Linked DNA regions of Homo sapiens: region 1 is linked to region 2. A link is an interaction called in ENCODE POLR2A ChIA-PET data of the cell type or tissue named here. Cell type or tissue: Caco-2. All regions are shown on one strand. Each heading gives the region's core, and the rest is flanking DNA. Links, peaks and the distances in the headings are about the cores only.

The links. ChIA-PET counts read pairs that join two places held together with the same protein. Peaks named below come from ENCODE experiments on the same cell type or tissue, not always from the same donor. Only the 100,000 strongest peaks of a DNase experiment are listed, where the experiment ranks them.
Region 1: POLR2A ChIA-PET joins it to region 2 with 10 read pairs; 9 of 35 experiments call an interaction of 5 or more read pairs at or near these places.

The regions. Positions count from the first base shown.
Region 1 is chr7:66,098,567-66,101,465 of GRCh38, reverse strand. No RefSeq gene overlaps it. Among named protein-coding and RNA genes, the nearest start is that of CRCP, 15 kb to the left of the region's middle. RefSeq lists an enhancer at 700-1,261. In Caco-2, for the core only: no CTCF peak of the experiment used is centred there; DNase peaks (open chromatin) are centred at 1,195 and 1,695; H3K4me3 peaks cover 1,371 bases.
Region 2 is chr7:66,029,583-66,032,481 of GRCh38, reverse strand. It overlaps LOC105375336 (a long non-coding RNA gene), which reads left to right. Exons shown (of 5, transcript XR_002956511.2): 3 at 946-982. Among named protein-coding and RNA genes, the nearest start is that of ASL, 45 kb to the left of the region's middle. In Caco-2, for the core only: CTCF peaks have their summits at 1,230 and 1,430 (motif pointing left); no DNase peak of the experiment used is centred there.

The DNA of each region.
Region 1 (2,899 bases), core at 121-2,620, 69 kb before region 2:
TCGAGACCATCCTGGCTAACACGGTGAAACCCCATATATACTAAAAATACAAAAAAATTAGCCGGGCGTGGTGGCGGGCACCTGTAGTCCCAGCTACTCGGGAGGCTGAGGCAGGAGAATGGCGTGAACCCAGGAGGCGGAGCTTGCAGTGAGCTGAGATTGTGCCACTGCACTCCAGCCTGAGCGACAGAACAAGACTCTGTCTCAAAAAAAAAAGATAATAATAATAATATTTAAAACAATTTAGATGGGGGGGGGTCTCGCTATGTTGACCAGGCTGGTTTCGAACTCCTGGCATCAAGCAATCCTCCCATCTCAGCCTCCCAAAGTGCTGGAGTTACAGGCGTGAGTCACCATGCGTGGCCCATTTTTTAACATACTAGAGGATTGTGGCAACCCTGTGTTGAGGTAGCGTATTGGTGCCGTTTTTCCAACAGCATGTGTTCATTCGCTGTCTTTGTGTCACATTTCGGTAATTCTTATTGTATTTCAAACTTTATTACTATTTTTTTGAGACAGAGTCTTACTCCATTGCCCAGGCTCAAGTGCAGTGGTTTGACCATAGCTCACTGCAGCCTTGACCGCCTGGGCTCAAGTGATCCTCTTGCCTCAGCCTTCTGAGTAGCTGGGATGACTGGTTTGTGCCACCATTCCTGGCTAATTTTTAATTTTTTTTTAAATTTTTATTTTTGTAAAAACAGGGTCTCACTATGTTGGTCAGGCTGGTCTCAAACGCCTGGGTTTCTAGCAATCTTCCCGCCTCAGCCTCCCAAATAGATGGATTACAGGCGTGAGCCACTGCACCTGGCTCTTTTTTTTTTTTTTGAGATGGAGTCTCACTCTGTCGCCCAGGCTGGAGTGCAGTAGCCCGATCTCAGCTAACTGCAACCTCCGCCTCCCAGGTTCAAGCGTTTCTTCTGCCTCAGCCTCTGGAGTAGCTGGGAGTATGGGTATGAGCCACCAAGCCCGCTTGGCTGTTTCTTTTTCTTCCTCCCTCTTTCCTCCTCCTCATTCTTTTTCCTCCTCCTTCCTTCCTCCTTACTGCTGCCCCCCAAATTGCTGGGATTACAGGCATGAGCCACCGTGCCTGGCAGTTTCCGTCTCTTCCTTCTCCTCCTCCCCCCTCCCCTCCCCTCCTCCTTTACAGGCCTGAGCCACCAATCCATGTAGTTTCCTTCTCCTCCTCCTCCTTTACAGGCATGAGCCACTGCGCTTGGCTGTTTTTTCCTCCTCCTCCTCCTCCTCCTCCTCCTTTACAGGCGTAAGCCACCTCGCCTGGCTGTTTCCTCCTCCTCCTCCTTTACAGGCTGCGCCACCACACCTGGCTGTTTCTCCCTCTTCCTCCTCCTCCTCGTCCTTTACAGTCGTGAGCCACCTCGCCTGGCTGTTTCCTCCTCCTCCTCCTCTTCCTTCTCCTCCTTTACCGGCATGAGCCACCCTTCCTGGCTGTTTCTTCTTCCTCCTGCTCCTCCTCCTCCTCCTTTACAGGCATGAGCCACTGTGCCTGGCTGTCTCCTCCTCCTCCTCTACAGGCGTGAGCCACTGCAACTGGCTGTTTCCTCCTCCTCCTTTGCAGGCTTGAGCCACTGTGCCTGGCTGTTTCTTCCTCCTCTTTCTCCTTTACAGGCGTGAGCCACCACGCCTGGCTGTTTCCTCCTGCTCCTCCTCCTCTTCCTCTTCCTTTACAGGTGTGAGAGCCACCAGGCCTGGCTGTTTCTTCCTTCTCCTCCTCCTCCTCATTCTCCTCCTCCTTTACAGACCTGAGCCAGGGAGCCTGGCTGTTTCTTCCTCCTACTCCTCCTCTACAGGTGTAAGCCACCAAGCCTCGCCGTTTCCTTCTCCTCCTCCCTCTCCTCCTTCTCCCCCTCCTCCTCTTCTCCCCCTCCCTCCTCCCCCTCCTTTCCTCCTCCTCCCTTCTTCCTTTCCTCCTCTTCCACCTCCTTCTCCACCTCCTCCTCCTCCACCTCCTTCTCCTCCTCCTCCACCTCCTTCTCCTCCTCCTCTCCTCCTCCTCCCCTCCTCCTCCTCTCCTCCTCCCCCTCTCCTCCTCTCCTCCTCCTCCCCTCCTTCTCCTCTCCTTCTCTCCTCCTCCTCCCCTCCTCCTCCTCCCCTCCTCCTCCCCTCCTCCTCCCCTCCTTCTACTCCCCTCCTCCTCCGCTCCTTCTCCTCCCCTCCTCCTCCTCCCCTCCTCCTCCTCTCCTCCTCCTCTCCTCCTCCTCTCCTCTCCGCCTCCTCTCCTCCTCTCCTCTCCGCCTCCTCTCCTCCACTCCTTCTACTCCCCTCCTCCTCCGCTCCTTCTCCTCCCCTCCTTCTCCTCCCCTCCTCCTCTCCTCTCCTCCTCCTCCCCTCCTCCTCCTCTCCTCCTCCTCTCCTCCTCCTCTCCTCTCCGCCTCCTCTCCTCCTCCTCCTCTCCTCCTCCTCTCCTCCTCTCCTCTCCTCCACTCCTCCTCCTCCACCTCCTCTTCTTTCTCCTCCTCCTCTTCTTCCTCCTCCTCCTCCATCTCCTGCTCCTCCACTGCTCCTGGCTGTTTCTTCCTCCTCCTCCTCCTCCTCTTCCTTCTCCTCCTCCTCCTCCTTTAACAGGCATGAGCCACCACACCTGGCTGTTTCCTCCTCCTCCTTTACAGGCTTGAGCCACTGTGCCTGGCTGTTTCTTCCTCCTCCTCTTCCTCCTTTACAGGCATGAGCCACGGCCTGGCTGTTTCCTCCCGTTCCTCCTCCTCCTCCTCCCCCCCCCACTCCTCCTTCTTTCTTATGTATGTATTTATTTATTTATTTACTTACTTATTCATTTATTTTTAGACAGAGTCTCCCTCTGTCACCCAGGCTGGAGTGCAGTGGCATGATCTCAGCTCACTGCAACCTCTGCCTCCCGGGTTCAAGCAAGTCTCCTGCCTCA
Region 2 (2,899 bases), core at 114-2,613:
GGAGGACGTGGCTGCCCAAGATGTCAATAGCTGATGGGAGGCAGATAATAATGGGGAGAGGACATGGCTGTTGGATGGGACAGCACTTTGTTCCCAAGTCTGCTCTGAAATTGCCCACAGCTAGCTAAACCATGTTGGACTTAAGACATTTCTCAGTTTCAGTTTTAGGTGGTAGTCCCCAAATTCTAAAAGCGGACTACTACATCTTGACAGGAATTCTTTTTTTTTTTTTTTTTTTTTGAGACAGAGTCTCTCTGTGTTGCCCAGGCTGGAGTGCAGTGTCGCGATCTCGGCTCACTGCAAGCTCTGCCTCCCCGGTTCATGCCATTCTCCTGCCTCAGCCTCCCGAGTAGCTGGGACTACAGGCACCTGCCACCACGCCCGGCTGATTTTTTTTTGTATTTTATTGATTGATTGATTGATTGATTGTAGAAACGGGGTTTCACCATGATAGCCAGGATGGTCTTGATTTCCTGACCTCATGATCCGCCTGCTTCGGCCTCCCAAAGTGCTGGGATTACAGGTGTGAGCCACCGTGCCTGGCCCCCAACTTGACAGGAATTATTATTATTATTATTATTATTATTAAGACGGAGTCTCGCTCTGTCGCCCAGGCTGGAGTGCAGTGGCGTGATCTTTGCTCACTGCAAACTCCGCCTCCTGGGTTTATGCCATCCTCCTGCCTCAGCCTCCTGAGTAGCTGGGACTACAGGCGCCCGCCACCACACCTGGCTAATTTTTTGCATTTTAGTAGAGACGGGGTTTCACTGTGTTAGCCAGGATGGTCTCAATCTCCTGACCATGTGATTCGCCCGTCTTGGCCTCCCAAAGTGCTGGGATTACAGGTGTGAGCCACAGCGCCCGGCAGATGGGAATTCTTTTACAGATATTTGATACCCAGAAAGGGGTGTGAGCCCAGACTGATAACTTACTTTTCTTTTTCAGGAAGGATGTCGATTCTGCGCTTCTCAGTAACTACGTGGTAAATTGAACTGTTACATTTTCCTCTCTGATAATTTGCCCTTTGCTTGTAAGATTGTTGAATTGATTTTGGTTAGAAATGACTGAATTCAGACTAGGTGCAATGGCTCACGCCTATAATCCCAGCACTTTGGGAGGCTGAGGCAGATGGATCACTTGAGGTCAGGAGTTCGAAACCAGGCTGGTCAACATGGTGTAACCCCATCTTTACTAAAAATACAAAAATTAGCCAGCTGTGGTGGCACGTGCCTGTAGTCCCAGCTCCTTGGGATCCCAACTGAGGTAGGAGGATCACTTGAACCTGGGAGGGGGAGGTTGCAATGAGCCAAGATCACGCCACTGCACTCCAGCCTGGGCAATAGAGCCAGGCTCTGTCTCCAAAAAAAAAAAAAAAAAAAAGGATGTAGTTGAATTTTCCACTTCAAAACAAGACATGTGGCACCATCTAGTGGACCTTGGAATAGTCTAAGCTTTATATGTTATACGTATACGTAGTACTTCAGGGAAGCTGGGAAGACTCTAATTCAGAGCAGGCAAATTTCAGTAAATCTCAAAGATTCTAGATAATCATTTGGGATGTAGTCATAGGATAGAAGCATCTATTTTAGAGCTGTTTCTGCAAAATTTCCCATTGAAATATTTATGCTTTTTCCTAATTATCACCCTTGATATATTTATATATTTATAATGCTTTTATACATTGTTATTTTAATCTTCAAATAGTCTTTTGGGTATTAACATTGTTATTTTGAAAGTGAGTTTAGTTGACTCACCTTTCTGAATAGTAGAAATTAACAAATTTATAATTTTTGGGGCCTAGGGTGGGGTTCCCAGGGAAAGGAAAAGAAGGAAAAAGATTGGTAAGACGGAAGATATTCCAGCATTTTTGCCTCCTATTTGGCACTAGCAAAACCATCTGATAGGCTCACTCCAGGTGTAGAAAGAACCATTTATACCTTGACTGTGAATTTTCCATGTGCTAGAGTCTAAACTCAGGAAGACTCAGAGGAGGTCTAGAAGGTAGTAGCTTAAGTGCTGTGGCTCATGCCTGTAATCTCAGCACTTTGGAAGGCCAAGGAGAGAAGACTGCTTGAGGCTATGAGTTAGAGATCAGCCTGGGAAACCTAGCAAGACCCCCAGCTCTTAAAAAAATAAATTAGCTGGGCATGGTAGCAAACACCTACTATGGTCCTAGCTACTTGGAAGGCAGAGGGGAGGTTTGCTTCAGCCCAGGAGTTTGAGGTTACAGTGATGACCACTGTACTCTAGCCTGGGAGACAGCCTTTGGGACCCTGTCCCCTAAAAAAAGCTCCCAGAGTGGAAGACAGCAAAAAGAAAGAAACCGCCTCCCTTCCACATCCCCCCAAAAGAAAAGAAGGTAGTAGAATAAACAGAGTTGGCCATATTCTTTCCTCTCTAAAGGCTCAGTCTCAAGTGGTTGCAGCTTAGAACAGGAAGGAAATGGTTGAATGGTTTTTGGCCAAGCCTTTGGCTTTTAGGAGCCTCCTTGTCCAGTTTGGACTTTGCTAGGCGTTTGGGTGTTTTATCCATTGGGGAAACATTGCATTCATTGATCTCATGCCACTATTTCTGAAAGGAACAGCAGATGAGAGGGGTCGCATTGTATTTAGTGATGGTGTGTGAGCCTGCATTTTCTTCACTTCTGTGGTAGAATCTCTAAAACAGGAATGAGACTGAGATTCCCCCCTGCCTCCAGCACTCTAATGCATGCATGTTTTATCCTTGTGGGGAAAGTTTGCTTCTAAAAATCCATAGCATTTTTTCCTCCCCTTTTTTTGGTAAACTCTGTCTTATCACTTGCTTCAAAATTTTTCTTTTCCAGAAAGAAATTATTATGTTAGATTTTTTTTTTTTTTTTTTTTTTGAGATTGAGTCTCACTCTGTCGCCCAGGCTGGA